2 separate regions of the Homo sapiens genome follow, and region 2 is linked to region 1. A link is an interaction called in ENCODE POLR2A ChIA-PET data of the cell type or tissue named here. Cell type or tissue: GM12878. All regions are shown on one strand.

Region 1 (2,500 bases):
CCCCCCCAAAAAAAATGGCACTAAAACATCTCAGTAGCCATGGGGAGCCCCCACTCGGGAGACTGTCCTTACCCACCTCCCCACCATTCCTTCCATCCACTTTGAGAGCTTAGTACGACCACATATGAAACCACAAAGAACCAATCTTAACAAAGCAAGTGCAGTGCGAAGGGCAAATTCCACATGGAGAAGTTGTTCAGGCCTTTTTAATGAATATTCATAGCCATATGATTTACTGGGCAAACTGGGATGTTGGACTTAAACATTCCACAAGGGGTTCAGCAGGGAGTTCTTTATTCACTACATTTAAATGCAAATGATAACAAAATTGCATGACAATACACATTGAAAAGTTGATTTAATGCAGCATAAGAGAAGGATTAGGGAATCAGTAAGAAGGATTTTATTTCAATTCTTTACATGGGTTAAAGTCAGGCCAGACAGAAGCCAAGAATTCAAATGCTATTACAGGGGACAACCTTGTCACCAAACAGGATTTGTTTAATTATTTTTCTCCTTTTGTGAAGAAATGGAAGAAAAAGGGTCCCTATTTTTGTTCATCAAAGATATCTGCAGCTACCCATTAGGACTGCTGATCAGCAGGAGTTTATCTCACCAAACTGATAATAATTCAGGCAAAAGCCCAGAAATGTAATTTTTTTTTTTTTTTTTTGAGATGGAGTTCACATCGTTGCTCAGGCTGGAGTGTGGTGGCACAATCTCAGCTCACTGCAACCTCTGCCTCCCAGGTTCAAGCGATTTTCCTGCCTCAGCCTCCTGAGTAGCTGAGACCACAGGTGCACACTCGGCTAATTTTTGTATTTTAGTAGAGACGGGGTTTCACCATGTTGGCCAGGCTGGCCTTGAACTCCTGACCTCAGGTGATCCACCTGCGTTGGCCTCCCAAAGTGCTGGGATTACAGGCGTGAGCCACTGCACCCAGCCTCAGAAATGTAATATTACACTTAGCTAGCCTGTGCCATATTAAGGGGGAATGCATATGCTTAGAAATACTGGAAGCATTTCCCAGACCCTTTTTCTGACTGATGAGAAATGCTGGTTGTTGAGGGACTCCAAGTGGAAAATCACTGATATAGGAACATCTTCTAACACAGACATTCGTGGCTTTGAAGGGAAAGAGAACTGAATGCTCCATTTCAGAGGAAGAATGGCCCATTGTGTCCAATAGGAGCTCTACTCTGGAGGGAAGCCTTGGAGGCCCCTCATGATGTGAGAAAGATGTGAAAGACAGTGCTTTACAAGCAATGCTTTAAAGGCAATGCCAATGCTGAATTGCCACCCCCGCTGTTGGTCTAGGGTGGAAGCATTATTATATCTGCTCAAAGAAAGGAATTAGACATCTTCCCATACCAACCCTGTCTGCAACCCAAATGGTCAAGCAAACAAATGCAAAATGGGGAAGAAAAACATCCTGTCTGTAAAGGCAGGTCAGATAGACAAAGAAGCAATTATGCACCAACTAAAAGGATCTCAGGCCGGGCGAGGTGGCTTAAGCCTGTAATCCCAGCACTTCGGGAGGACGAGGTGGGATGATCATTTGAGTCCAGGAGTTCGAGACCAGCCTGGGCAACATGGTGAAATCCCATCTCTATAAAAAAGCAAAAATTAGCCAGGCGCGGTTGAATGTGCCTGTAGTCCCAGCTAGTTGGAAGGCTGAGGTGAAAGGATCACGTGAGCCCAGGAGGTCAAGGCTGCAGTGAGCTGTGGTGGCACCACTGAACTCCAGCTTGGGTGACAGAGCAAGACTCTGTCTTTAAAAAAAATGAAAGAAAGGATCTCACCTTCGAAACAATAGGATTCTAGGATTTGCTTCAAAATAATATAGGGCAAGGATTGGGAAGTGGGTAGGGGTATCAGCACATCAAAATGAGCAAGGAATTGATAATTATTGAAGCTGGGTGATAGGTGCATCAAGTTCATTGTTGTATTGTTCTGTTTACTTTTGCATATGTTTAGAATTTTTCATAAGAAAAATGGCTTTTTTATTACTTGGTTTTTAAAAGATTCCACTTCACCCAATGTAAATATGACAGTATCCACCTCTGTTGGGACAAAGTCATCATTGCAGGGAACAAGGTCATTTAGCCACTTACATGGGAGCCCTGGGAATAGGGAAGCGTCCACCACATGGCCATGAGGGAGGAGCTAGACAAAACTAAGACTTTAAGACATGGACAAGAGTTGACTGGAGCTTTCAACAGAGCTCTTTTTATTTTTATTGTTTTTTTTGTTTGTCTTTTGTAGAGACGAAGTCTCACTTCAAGAGAACTTGTTTTAAAAATAACAGCCCTTTCAGTGAAATATCAGAAAACAAACTTGATAATTTCAGAATTCAGAAACGCTTAGTCTCAGCCCTGCCTGGGAACGTGCAAAGTGTCTTTGCTATTCCAAAGGCAGGATGTTATTCCCAGTGTGTGGTTGACATCTCACACAACTAAGTATGTGCACTGACCTGCAAAGTTCTGGAAGGTACCACGTC
Region 2 (2,500 bases), 240 kb after region 1:
TATAACCTGAGATGCACAGCTGTGGCAAGCTACATATACATCAAAGAAGGGAGGATAAAGGGAAATGTTTTTCTTTTTTTCTTTTTTTTTTTGAGACAGAGTCTCACTCTGTCGCCAGGCTAGAGTGCAGTGGCACAATCTCAGCTCACTGCAACCTCCGACTCCCTGGTTCAAGCATTCTCCTGCGTCAGCCTCCGAAGTAGCTGGGATTACAGGCGCACACCACCATGCCCAGCTAATTTTTATATTTTTAGTAGAGACGGGGTTTCACCATGTTGGCCAGGATGGTCTTGATCTCCTGACCTTGTCTGCCCGCCTTGGGCTCCCGAAGTGCTGGGATTACAGGTGTGAGCCACTGTGCCTGGCCAAAGGGAAACTTTTATTTGGCAAAAGGAGAAGTTCACATAAACTGCTTGGAAACAGACATTGGTTTTGGATACTCAAAGTCAGAGTTGGCACCATTTTAGAGGAAGAGATGCTGTTACTGGGCAGGTATTGTTTTGAGAGCATTTTATCTGAATTGCTGCAGTCCTACAGAATTTCTTATTTTAGAAAGTCCTTGAGACAGGACTTCCAAAAATGTCTTTTATCTCGTCCATGCAATCATGAACCCTACTCCTTTGTGCTCTCCTGGCTCTAGTTTGTGTTTGACAAACAGTGATTTCATCCTGGTATCTGCAACTTTCATAAACCTTTATTTATATATTAGTACTTCAAAGATTAAAAAAAATTGTAAATCTCTTGCCTCAAGAAAAAGATTTAGTGCCAAAGAATAAGTCTTATTTTTAAAATATTGTGAATGAGACTTGTTTCATTTGATTTTTTTAATGGCTTATGATGATATAAAATGAAAGCTATGGACTTTAAAACATATTTATCCTGTATTCTTTCTTAGCACTGGTGTCTTTTATTAATGCTAACAGTCGTTTTAAGGTTGCATCTCTTATCACACTGTATAATATTTGAGGTAATGATAATTTACATCTTCTTTTCTAATATTTCTGTCACCTATTTTATCTTGTGTTTGCTAGAATTGTGAAAAGAGTGTTGAAAAATTGAGTGCTGGGCTCTTCTGCTTTGTTCCTATTTCAATTTCGTTGGTATTTCACCAGTTGACATTATATTGACTTTCGCTTTATGACTTTTAGAAATGACTGCTAAAATTATCAAATGCCTTTTATGGGGATCTAATGATAAAAATCATATAGTTTCTATCTTTGAATTTATGAGTGTAGTGAATATATATATTTTTCTACACTGAAACATTCCCACATTTCTAGAATAAACTCTATTTGGTTGTGAAATATTACCATTTTAATTACTTGCTGGATTTGATTAGTTTATATTTTGTTTATATGGTTTCAGAATTTTTTTTAAATAATTGCCACAAGATCTCACTCTGTTGCCTAGGCTGGAGGGCAGTGGTATGATCTTGGCTTACTGCAGCCTCGACCTCCCAGGCTCAAGCCATCCTCCCACCTCAGCCTACCAAGTAGCTGAGACCACAGGAGTACGCCACTACCCCTAGCTAATTTTTGTATTTTTTGTAGAGATGGGGTTTTGCTCTATTGCCCAGGCTGGTCTTGAACTCCTGAGCACAAGCAATCTGCCAGCCTCGGCCTCTCACAGTGCTAGGATTATAGGTGTGAGGCACTGTGTGCTGCCTTTACAAACTTTGTTTTGTAGATACAGTGTCTCCCTATGTTGCCCAGGCTGGTCTTCAACTCCTGGCCTCAAGCGATTCTCCCTCCTTGGTCTCCCACATGATGAGATTACAGGCATGAGCCCCCCCCACCATACCTGGCCATAATTTCAGTTTTTAAGTAAGATTGGTCCATAGTTTTATTTATTTGTGCTATCTTTATCCAGTTTTGATATTAGTGTTAGTCTAACTTTGTAAATGAATTTAGATTTCCACCTTTTTTTCTATGCTCTGCAATAGTTTAAATGATGAAAAATTATCATGCTATTTGGTTTTTGAAAGTTAGAGTGTGCTGCAAAACCACCTGGGCTTGCTGATACTTTTAGAGGTAGATCTTTGATTATTCTTTTCTTCTATGATTATTGATTTGTTTGATTGTCTTTCTCTTCTTGAATCAATTTTAGAATTTATGGTTTTTAGAAAATCATGCATCTCATCTACATTGCCAATTTATTGGCAAGAAGTTGCACAAAATATTTTCTTATAATTATTTTAGTATCTTCCATGACCATGGACGTTTTTCTTTTCTCATTACCACTATTAACTCTTTAAGCAAAACATTGAAATCAACTTTTTCTTCCCCAACCTGATTATCACAAATTCTAGTAGCATATCTTAACTTCTTAAAGAAAATAAGAAGTCAACTATCTAAGACTCATAGGTTTGATAAAATTTGAAAGATCCTGCAATCCTTATAATTTCCTACTGTTTGTCCTTATCCTGTTCATATTTTATTAGTAATAGCAACCACTTAATACGTTTATTGTGTGTCAGACACTTGGTAAATAAACCCTTTAC

What was found. Peaks named below come from ENCODE experiments on the same cell type or tissue, not always from the same donor. Only the 100,000 strongest peaks of a DNase experiment are listed, where the experiment ranks them.
Region 2: POLR2A ChIA-PET joins it to region 1 with 6 read pairs; 2 of 35 experiments call an interaction of 5 or more read pairs at or near these places.

What each region holds. Positions count from the first base shown.
Region 1 is chr1:183,403,445-183,405,944 of GRCh38, forward strand. The region is part of intron 1 of NMNAT2 (nicotinamide nucleotide adenylyltransferase 2); the gene reads right to left. Among named protein-coding and RNA genes, the nearest start is that of NMNAT2, 14 kb to the right of the region's middle. RefSeq lists a silencer at 110-404. In GM12878, no CTCF peak of the experiment used is centred here; no DNase peak of the experiment used is centred here.
Region 2 is chr1:183,639,770-183,642,269 of GRCh38, forward strand. It overlaps a transcript of RGL1 not described here. Among named protein-coding and RNA genes, the nearest start is that of ARPC5, 5.2 kb to the left of the region's middle. In GM12878, no CTCF peak of the experiment used is centred here; no DNase peak of the experiment used is centred here; H3K4me3 peaks cover 417 bases; H3K27ac peaks cover 340 bases.